Regions from separate parts of the Mus musculus genome. Here regions 1 and 3 are each linked to region 2. A link is a contact called in ENCODE Hi-C or POLR2A ChIA-PET data. All regions are on one chromosome and are shown on one strand. The core of a region is the stretch at or near the end of the contact, and the rest is flanking DNA. Distances in the headings are between cores, read along the strand shown. Region 1 holds the start of Zfp791 (zinc finger protein 791). Region 2 holds the start of Man2b1 (mannosidase 2, alpha B1). Region 3 holds the start of Tnpo2 (transportin 2 (importin 3, karyopherin beta 2b)).

Region 1 (3,466 bases), core at 853-3,352, 36 kb after region 2:
ATTTGTTGCCTAGGCAACAAAGATAAGACCTTTCCTCCAGAATATGAACGAGGGCAGGAGAATGTGGCTCAGTGCTATAGCATCTGCAAAAGGCAATGGCTTTGAGCTCCCACACTGAAAAAAAAATAGAGAAAATGTCTTTCTGAGACAAATAAAAATCGAGGCACTTCAGGGAGTTATAACTCAGTAGGGTTGGGTTTGTTGAGAAGTACTTAAAAAGTTGGGCATTGGAGCTGGGCAGTGGTGGTGCCCACCTTTAATCCAAGCACTTGGGAGGCAGAGGCAGGTGGATTTCTGAGTTTGAGTCCAGCCTGGTCTACAGAGTGAGTTCCAGGACAGCCAGGGCTACACAGAAAAACCCTGTCTTGAAAAAAGAGAGAAAAAGAAAAAGAAAGAAAAAAAAAGAAAAGAAGAGCAAAACCAAAAGTTGGGCATTGGGCTGGAGAAATGGCTTAGTGATTAAGAGCACTGACTGCTCTTCCAGAGGTCCTGAGTTCAATTCCCAGCACCCACATGGTGGCTCACATCCATCTGTAATGGGGACTGATGCCTCTTCTGGTGTGTCTGAAGACAGCAACAGTATACTCACATACATAAAACAATCTTAAAAAAAAAAAAAGTTGGGCATGGGGGGGGGGCACACGCCTCTAATCCCAGCACTTGAAAGGTAGAGGCAAGTAGATCTGAGTTCAAGGTCAGCCTGTACTACACAGTGAGTTTCAGAACAGCCAAGGTTATGTAGTAAGGCTGTGTGAGCCAGGTGTGGTAGCCCACACCTTTAATTCCAGCTCTAGGGAGGCAGGGGCAGGCGGAACTGTGAGTCTGGGTCAACCTGGCAGCCTGGTTTATTAAGAGTCCAGGACAGCCAGAAACCCTGTCTCAGAAAAAAACAAAAACAAAAACAAACTCACACACACACACACACACACACACACACACACACACACACACACACACACACACACACAGAGAGAGAGAGAGAGAGAGAGAGAGAGAGAGAGAGAGAGAGAGAGAGAGAGAGAGAGAGAGAGCGCCAGAGAGAGCGCACCCCTGCAGGTAAGAAGAAGGTATCAGAGGCCAGAAGGAGGTATCATATCCCCTGGAACTCTGGAGTTACTGGTTAGCTACTGGAACTGAACCCAAGACTTCTGTAAGGGCAGAGTGCTCTCAGCCTAGCCACTGAACCATCTCTCTAGCCTTTCTTTCTTGGAGACAGGGTCTCACATTGGCCTGGAATTTATTATGTAGCCTAAGGTAGAATCAAACTTGAAGTGATCTCTCTGCTTCGGCTTCCTGCCAGGATTATAGGCCTGGCGAGCCAGGGTTTTGCTTGCTCTCTCTCTCTCTCTCTCTCTCTCTCTCTCTCTCTCTCTCTCTCTCTTTCTCTCTCTCTGGACTTATTTTATTTCAGGTGCATGAATGCTGCATATATGTATTTGTACCACCTCTGTGCCTTGTGCCCAAGGTGGTCAGAAGTGTAGAGTCTCTTATATCTGGAGCTAAGGTTGGTTGCGAACCACCATATGGGTGCTGGGAACAGAAGCCCTTTCCTTGAGAGCCTCAAGTACTCTTAACCGCTGAGCCATCTCTTCAGCCCCAACGAGGGTTACAGTATCTAAACACTGCGCTTGTGAATGCACCACTTAGGCCACTCAGAGATCACTAAGTTCTGTTCTAAACCGGAGTGGGAAGAAGCTGAGGTTTAGAAATTAGCGAAGGCTGTGGAAATTTAGAGATTTACTTCTAGCCCTAGAAAGACTAGACTAGAGGGCAAGGCCTCAAGTCGGTGGCTGTGTCCAACACCTTCATAAGACCGAGTGGTACCAGTGACCCTGGGGCGAGCGGAGGCCCTGGCCGCACAAGCGTAGCTCTTCCAGTGCCCAAATCCGGTCACAGACCTGCAGGACTCGGGAGTCCCGCGCCCGAAACACCGCTCCTGCGCTCCTGCGGGGCTGGCCACTGCTCGGCCGGATAGAATCAACAGCCCTCCCCCTTTCTCCTTCCCTCCCCTATCCCCTTGGGTGGGTGGGGGGCAGCCGCACTCACCATGGCAGGCCTTCACCGATCAATGCTTCTCCTTGTCTCAAGGAAATCACACTTGTCTGTCACTTAGTCTGAACAGATTTATACAATGTCCCGCGCATGTGCATAACATGGCCACGCCCACTCCCCGCCTTAAGGGAGTCACCTTTCCTGATTGACCAGGTAGCCGAGGGCTTAAGCTGGGGCTTCTGCGTTTAAGTTGTTCTGGTGAGACCCGGACGTCTTTCTGCAGCCGCTTCTGAATAAGGGAATGCAAATATTCTCGGTTTCCAGATGGTGCGACATCTAGCGTTATCCGGAGTAGTTTATAGTGTTTACAAGAGGAAGAAAGCCTTCCAGGGATGGAGGCTATTCCTGAAATCATGGTTGTTTGCCATAGACACTTTGTTTTTTAAGGCAGGGTTTCTCTGCGTAGCCCTGACTGTCCTGAAACTCGCTCTGTAGACCAGGCTAGACTCTAACAGAAATTTATCTGTCTGCCCGTGCCTCCTGAGTGCAGGATTAAAGGCCATTGCCACTGCTTGGCCTGCAGACACTTTTTTTTTTTTAAAGATTTATTTATTTATTTATTTATTTATTTATTTATTTATTTATTTATTTATTTATTTATTTATTATGTGTAAGTACACTGTAGCTATCTTCAGACACTTCAGAAGAGGGCGTCAGATCTCATTACCGGTGGTTGTGAGCCACCATGTGGTTGCTGGGATTTGAACTCAGGACCTTTGGAAGAGCAGTTGGTGCTCTTAACCACTGAACCATCTCTCCAGCCCGACACTCTTTTAAAGGAACCCTGCAGCCGGGAACGGCAATGCACTTTGCAATCCCAGAGATTGGGAGCTGAAGCATGATCAGGAATTCAGGCATCTGTAATTTGTTCAAGGCCAGCCTGGGCTGCATGAGACCCTGTATAAAAATAAAGTGAACTTGAGGGTATAGTTCAGTGCTTAACCATTGTGAAACCATCCATCCCCACAAACAAACAAAAAAGTCTCCCTGGTACATATGGTCAGGATTTGCTTCATAGTTTCCCCATCTTCACAGATCCAGGTTTTAAAAAGGAACCCCCCTACTCTGGTCTGACATTTGAATTGGACAACCTCAGAATGAGTGTAGCTTTCTTTCTCTGTTTCTCTGCTATGTAACAAGGGCTGGTACTGTAGCTCAGGCTACCCTAGAACCCAGGACCCTTCTGCCTCAGGCTCCCTAGTATTGTAATTACAGATATTTGTTGTTTTTAACAAAATCTCAATTGTTTGATTTTACCAATGAAGACACAGAAGCCAGATGCCTGGATGAAAGCCTGCTGGCTCAGGGAGGCAGAGAAAGCACCCAGCTGATTTTCATCCTCAGCTGAAATCTCAGCTGAAACCTCTCTCACACCTTCAAAACATCCCAAAGGTCTCAGAAACCTTCAAACTCC
Region 2 (3,677 bases), core at 562-3,061:
TGTACACTGCCTAGCGGGGTCTGAGGGTGGAGCCTAACTTAGGCAAGTTACAGACGACTTGTGGAAAAGAGGCCGGGAGGGTCCTTAGCATGTGGGAATGTTAGAGCAGTCTGAGAGGATGCGGTAGGGTGAGAGGTGCAGGACACACATTGGCATCAGAAGCCTGCTGCTTCGAGTAGGCTCTGAGGGTTGGTGTTGAGGTGCTTCCCCGGGAACAAGGTCCGAGCTGCAGGTAGAACCTGATATCTGAGGACCTTGGTGGTGGGAGCTCCTTGGTATACTTGTCACTGACCCGGTCTTCTCACCCACCTTTCTTCAGCTGAAGTGGTGTGCTTGGGTTGCTGTCTACTGCTCCTTTATCAGCTTTGCCAACTCGCGGAGCTCGGAGGACACTAAGCAGATGATGAGTAGCTTCATGTGAGGATGCTGAATAAGGGGATGGGGTCCCATGCGTGCTCCCCAGCACTGACAGCTCTTTTCCATCTCAGGCTCTCTATCTCCGCCGTGGTGATGTCCTATCTGCAGAATCCTCAGCCCATGACGCCTCCCTGGTGATGCCACCTAGGAGGGTTGGATCCTGGACTCAGGCCCACCTTCTCTCTGGCCTAGCCTTTGGCTGCCTCCGCCCTCCCTCAGCTGCTGTCCTAAACTTTCCTGAGTGTGGTCTCTGGGCTCCCAGCTGAATGGAAGGAAGTTGGCTCTTTCTTTGGGGCCCTGCTTCTGCTTTGACAAAGAGATAAACCTGCAGACTTCCCTTTTACCTTCTCCCCCCCCCCCAAACCCGGCCACTGTTATGAGAAACACTGTTCATGTTTCTACGTAGTCACTTGTTTTCTTATTGAAACCAGTTGATATAAAACTTTCCGCTCTGGTTGGCTTGCACTGTTGCTTCTCTTTTGTTCATGGGGTGCTCTGCCCAGTGAAGACTGCCCTGTGCTGGGGCCCCTGTCTGACTTTTTGAAAAAATGAGTTAATGTTAATATTTCACAAGCCTCGGGTCTAGGGTTAGGCATCAGGGTGATTGTTGGCCCTGATAACCTAACCAATCTAGGTTTTGGTTTTCTTGGTGTGTGTGTGTGTGTGTGTGTGTGTGTGTGTGTGTGTGTGTGTGTATGTATTTGCTTATTTATTCTGAAGTGCTATGTATGAAATTCAGGGCTTTATATAGGTTACACAAGTATTCTACAGAGGTATATTTCTGGGTTTTATTTGTGTATCCTTACATGGCCATGGCAGGCCTGGTATTCATATAGTCCTGTCTCAGCCTTCAACATGCTGACATTACAGCTACATATTAATGTACTAAACCCTGGCCCTGAGTTTTCTTATTAGAGCAACAGAGCAATCACTAGACCAGCGGGAGTTGGGAAGGGTTCTCTCTTCCCTACAAGCTCACAGGCAGCTCAGTCCAGCCTGGGATGGGTGCCTCATCTCTGGCATTCCAGTGGCAGTTTGTTTGAAGTCCCAGTCCTACAAGGCAGATCAGAACTGTTTTCGACCCCAGCTTCTATCCACTCTAGGTCCCTCCAGGACACCAACCCTAAAGAGAGTTGGTACCCTAGAATCCCATCTACACTTTCACTCCTTAGGAAACATTGAAGTCCACTGGGAAAGCAGAATCCTTCGCTCACACTCATACAAAAGCATATCAAAAAAATCTTAGTGCTAAGGTCTCCTGCCAAAAGAGCTCTGGGTGGAATGGGGGTGGGGACAGATCCAGTACTTCCCTGTGCTCAGTCTACTGCCACAGGTCCTTGATGACCCAGGCCCTGCCCCCTTCCTCACCGATTGGCGGTTCGGGTTCTGGGGGCGGAGCATTCTCAGGGATTTAGCTAGGGTAGAGAAAGCCACGGAAGCGGCGTCGCCGGAACCATGGGCACCGGACCGCTCACCTCTGGTGTCCGTGCTGGTGGCGGGAACACCGGGTGGCTCTGGATGAGCTCCTGCAACCTAGGTTCGCCAGTCCTGCCTATTTCCTTTCTTTTTTGGCTGTTGCTGGCCGCGCCTGGCGCTCGGGCCGCGGGTTACAAGGTGGGTGAGCTGGGGCCCGCGGGCGGAAATGTATTTGGGCAGAGTTGAACTAGAGGTATGGGTGACACTGATCCATAGGAAACTGCTGTTGATCTGACGGTGTGGGCTAAGAGCATGCATTGGGTTTCTGAAAAGGTCTGGCGTGAGCCTGAAAACAAGGCTGCACGTGATTTTTTTCGCCTCCCTGTGACTCCAAGTGGCCTGTTTGGACTTTGCATGCACTTTACTGTGGTTGTCGGGTGAAGAATGAGCAGCCACATGAACGCAGGACTCTAAGTTTTGCACAGGTTGTGCTTGCATGGTTCCTCTTGTTGGTGACTGCATCCCCCAAAATCCATTTGGCATGGCTCGGCTGGAAAACCTATCTTGCAAATCTGACGACATCACCTGGCGCCCCTTCTTTTCTTTGCAGAGGTTGACTAGGAGATGTGAGCTGGGCTGCCCATTCCTAGCTTCCCTTTCCCCCAGGATTCTCAGCTTCCTGGCTCCTTCCTGTGCAAGTCACTTCTCAGCACTGTGGCACAGTGTCCTAGCCTGACAATTAGGGCTAATATTGCCCCGTATCTCAGCTGTCTGCAAATGCTTAGCTAACCCCGACAAAAGTTATCCTAAAGTATGTGATCTCTGCTCTATGGGGTTTGTGCAAAGTGGGAGTTGCATCTATAGAGTATATGGGCACTATACTCTGTGTGTCCTTCCTGGGACAGATTATAGCTTTTTGACCTCTCTGCATCACTCCAAAGTTAAGGCCTGTGCTTGTACCATCTCCCTGCCTGCGTGTGAAAGTGGAAGTCAAACCTATGGTCTTGAACATGCCAGGCAAGGGTTCTACCGCAGAGCCCCCAACCTGCCTGCCTCTAGAACTATCGGCTACTGACAGGGAATGTGTATGTTGGGGGGGTCTTTGTGCAGACATGTCCCCCAACGAAGCCAGGCATGCTCAATGTGCACCTGCTGCCTCATACACACGATGATGTAGGCTGGCTGAAGACAGTGGACCAATACTATTACGGCAGTGAGTAGAGAGGGGTGAGGGCCTCTGCAATTTTTTTCACAGATTTGGACATTGGGGTGGGAACAGTGAGTTTTCTGGCCTCTGTAGCAATGCATATCTTCTAGTGGACCTTGACTTCCTGAACTTCATGCCCACAGTCCTGAGTGATGTTCAGCACGCATCTGTTCAGTACATCCTAGACTCAGTAGTCTCCTCTCTACTGGAGAAACCCACCCGTCGCTTCATCTATGTGGAAATGGCTTTCTTCTCCCGTTGGTGGAAGCAGCAGACCAGTGCAACCCAGGACGCTGTACGGAACCTGGTGCGCCAGGGTGAGCCTAACCCAAGAAGTGAAAAGAGGAAGCCCAGCCCAGCTTGTACTTCTGCAAACCCGACCTCTCAGATTACTTATTTATCTATTTACTTATGTGTGTGGGGGGGGTGGGGGAGGGGAGTGGGGAGCAGTGTCTTATTATATAGCCAGGCCCTTCCTGGCCTGGAATTTGTTATTAGATTAGATTGGTCTTGAACTTGAGGAAATCCTCCTTCCTCCCTGTTTTCCTAGAGCTAAAACAAAAGGCTTGGACAACCAGGCATCTCTGAGATTTTTATTATATCATCGTGTACACACACTGTACCCATAGTTCTACCC
Region 3 (3,385 bases), core at 252-2,751, 46 kb before region 2:
GGATGGAGACGGGAAGGGGGTAGAAGAAAGCACCAGGGTCTCCAATTCTATAATGGTGTACGGCTGAAAAGGAAAAACTACTGAATTCAAACGGCAGAAGCATTCATGACCTGGCTCTTGCCTAAATTGCTCTGGGCAATCCTCATCTCACTTTTAAGGTAGGTTAAGGGATTAGGTCTTCTGATCGAATTTAGCTGCCTTGTTTTATTTTAGAAGTTATTGCCAGGGGCTGAATAAGATGACTCAGCGATTAAGTGCACTTGTTGCTTTGCTACAGGACCCTGGTTTTGAGTGCCAGCAATCGTATATGGCAGCTCACAACTGTCTTGTAGCTCTAGTTCCAGGAGATTCAACACCTGACTGTCTCGTCAGAAACGTGATGCAGACATAAATGCAGGCAAAACAAACATAAATCCGGTGGCGCATGCCTTGAATCCCAGCACTTGGGAGGCAGAGGCTGGCGGATTCTCAGTTCGAGGACAGCCTGGACTACAGATTGAGTTCCAGGACAGCCAGAGCTACACAGAGAAACCCTGTCACGAAAAACAGAACAAAAAATGGCCACGTGTTATTTTTCAGTCCCATGTAAAAAGTGTTTAAACAGCATTGAACAATAACAGGACAGTTGCTCTAGTAAAATCCAGCACCGCCAGCTGCCTGCCCTGCTCTTTACGTCGGTGTAGTGCTGTTTAGGGGAGCGAAAGAGAAAGTTACATTTTAACCCCCTCCCCCAGTTTCTCTGTGTAGCCTTGGCTGTCCTGGAACCAGTTCCATAGATCAGGGAGTGCTGGGGTTAAAGGGGTGCGCCGCCACTGCCCGGCTTCATTTTAACTTATTTTTGATCAAAGGGTTTTGTGATGTAGCTTTCCTGGCACCAGAGGGGTCTACTGTTGCCTTATTCCCTATCCCTGCCCTCCCTCCCTCCCAATCCAGTTCTGAGGCACGCCGGACTGCGGAACAGTTTAAATTTTAGGGAGTTGTAGTAAGGACACGGTTAGCTGTAGTTGAAGGATTCCTAGGTCCATTACACACCGAAAACACCCATGCACTACTAAATTTCTAGCTCCAGCAAAATCTGCAACTCAGTGGGGCTGGGGCCAGTTAAGAGTACTGTGGGCTCTCGTAGAGGACCCAGGTTTGATTTCAGCATCCACATGGCTCACCACCACCAGCTTCACAGGCATCCAATGCAATCTTCTGATCCCCACGGCACTGCGCGCACATGGTTCAGACAAAAATACCAATATACGTTAAAGAAGAAAGAAGAAAGCTGCAGTAAGGAAAAGGAAACGAGACGCTGGGAGGACCTAATGGCAAGAGAGGCCTAGAGGCGGTACTTATTCTCTCACGTGACTCAACTTGGCCAGGGCCACTCTGTGCCAGATCACGTGTGAGTGCTTCGCTCTCCGATTGGCTTTGGTAGGCCAGTTTGAACGGCGTACGGAAGCCGAAATTGTTCATTTCGGCCGCGTTTAATTTTTTTTTTTTTTTTTTTTTTTTAATTCCCTGCCTCTGGCTCCCTCCTTCCGCGCGAGCCTCTGGAGAAGCTGCAGCACTTAGGCGCCGCCGCTGCCTCCCGGGGCCTGGTAGGTGGGCCTCGCTCGGCCGGGGCCCCTTGGCTTCAGCTCGCCTCGAACCTCCCTGGGTTCTGGGCCTGCGCCGCGCGCCGCCCAGGCGTCGGGGTCGCGCCCGGCTGAGAGGCGGGGTACCGGGTTGGGCCAGCTCTCGAGGCCGGCAGAACGGGCCGGGCGGGGGAGGGGGAGCTGATCTGATCTCAAGGGGTGGGGCCTCGGCGCCCGGGCAGGTTCGGGTGCCACGAGATGCGGGCCAGTGGGGCGGCTGGGGTCGGGCTGGAGGGGCGCTGATTGGGGGAATCGTCGGGGGACGTCGCGTGGATCGGGTGTGTGTGGGGATCTGTTTCGGCGGGGCTTGGTTGGGTCTGATTCGGGGGAGACAGCCTTGAAAGTTGAGAGGGGAAGGTTGTTTAGTCCTAATAGGGAGGGGCGTCAGACTTGAGACCAGAGGGCTTTGCTGAGTCTGGCTGCGAGGCGGTGGTGGGATCCGTTGAGGGTAGCGCACCGGGCGGGTGTTTGTGCGGGACTCTGTAAGGGAAGCTGCAGGGATTGGACGGATGGGGTCTCCGACGTGAAGTGATCGGGGGTGAGGGGGTGGGAGGGGGCTTAGGGGAATTTGATTGGGGGAGCTGCCAGAGGTCCGTCAGCATTAATTCCTGCTGACTGGGGCGGAGGGTAAGAGCTAGAGAAGCTTGGCCAGATCTGATTGGGGGCAGGCAGCGGGCATTGGGGGCTTTGGTCGTGGGTTGGGTGATTCTGACTGGCTCTCATTCAAAGAGACATTGGAAACCTATCGGGTATTGCTTGTATTCTGGTTAAGGAGGGTCACAGGGCCGCGTCTAGGTCAGAAAGGGGGCCATGTGGCGTCTACTGAGCTTGTAGAGCCGGTTTAGAAGAGGGAGCAGGGATGAGCAAGATCTGGGCGCTTAGGGACCTAGAGGAGCTCAGAAATCTAGGAGGCGGCTGGCATCTAGTGGAGCTGGAAGGCTGGATTTTGGGGAAGGGAATCCTCGTGGACTGAGCCTTCACCTGAAAGACCGCTGGGGCGGGGCCCCTCGCCCTGGAGGGAGGCGGAAGCCGTGAGGCCCGTAACCGGGGGCGGCGGTGGCGTGGATCGCTTTGGAAAGAGGGTTCCTCGTTAGGCTCGATGTGGATCCGTCGCGCCCCCGCCGCTGGTCCTGATGGCCCGCTTTTATATTCCCCCCACTCGCACTCCCGAGCCCGCGACTGCGTGGCCGAGGATGGCTTAGCTGGCGGGGACCCCGCACTTGGACAGGCGCGGATTGGAGGCCTCCGCTTCTCGGCGGAGAGCGCTTGCGTCTGCATGCAGCCGCCTCTGCCTCGGGGACTCAACTTGGGTCTCACACAGAACTCCAGCGACCCAGCGCTGATCCAGGCTCCTACCCCTGCAGTTCGCCTTGCGCCATGGACTGGCAGCCAGACGAGCAGGGCCTGCAGCAGGTCTTGCAGCTTCTCAAAGACTCGCAGTCGCCCAACACAGCTACTCAGCGCATTGTGCAGGATGTATCCTTCTTTCCTTCCGGGGCTCACGGAACAGTGCCGATGTCTGCACCTCGTGAAGGCCAGAGAGGGAGGGACTACTTCTTGATTCCCAGACTTTTTCTGCTGAGAGAGAACATGAATTAAAGGTTTAGGTCTTTGGTTCCATTTCTGGAGTGGAGAAAATGATGGGCATGTCTGATGTTCACTGAGTACTTAATCCTGTAACTGTTGAGTGTTGGTAACTTTCCTTTAACAGACGGGAACCTGGAGGCTTAAACAGGGAAAATGCCTCAGCAAGGACCCAGGGT

Evidence for each region. A loop is a pair of places that touch in the nucleus more often than their neighbours do. ChIA-PET counts read pairs that join two places held with the same protein, here RNA polymerase II (POLR2A).
Region 1: a map of heart shows a loop between it and region 2 (2.2-fold over the local background). The contact joins the promoter of Zfp791 here to the promoter of Man2b1 in region 2. A Hi-C loop is called at or near these places in 3 of 37 maps with a recorded cell type or tissue (heart and left cerebral cortex). POLR2A ChIA-PET finds 5 or more read pairs at or near these places in 3 of 5 experiments (all embryonic stem cell).
Region 3: POLR2A ChIA-PET joins it to region 2 with 21 read pairs in embryonic stem cell. The contact joins the promoter of Tnpo2 here to the promoter of Man2b1 in region 2. A Hi-C loop is called at or near these places in 5 of 37 maps with a recorded cell type or tissue (adrenal gland, heart, left cerebral cortex and 1 more). POLR2A ChIA-PET finds 5 or more read pairs at or near these places in 5 of 5 experiments (Patski and embryonic stem cell).

The regions. Positions count from the first base shown.
Region 1 is chr8:85,117,589-85,121,054 of GRCm38, forward strand. It overlaps Zfp791 (zinc finger protein 791), which reads right to left and starts at 2,103. Exons shown (of 4, transcript NM_001357366.1): 1 at 2,047-2,103. The coding sequence starts at 2,049.
Region 2 is chr8:85,081,458-85,085,134 of GRCm38, forward strand. It overlaps Man2b1 (mannosidase 2, alpha B1), which reads left to right and starts at 1,812. Exons shown (of 24, transcript NM_010764.2): 1 at 1,812-2,031; 2 at 2,944-3,046; 3 at 3,184-3,357. The coding sequence starts at 1,873. Wdr83os (WD repeat domain 83 opposite strand) reads left to right here. Exons shown (of 4, transcript NM_001001493.2): 3 at 320-417; 4 at 489-882. The coding sequence ends at 555.
Region 3 is chr8:85,035,392-85,038,776 of GRCm38, forward strand. Tnpo2 (transportin 2 (importin 3, karyopherin beta 2b)) reads left to right here and starts at 1,502. Exons shown (of 25, transcript NM_001364032.1): 1 at 1,502-1,586; 2 at 2,944-3,098. The coding sequence starts at 3,000.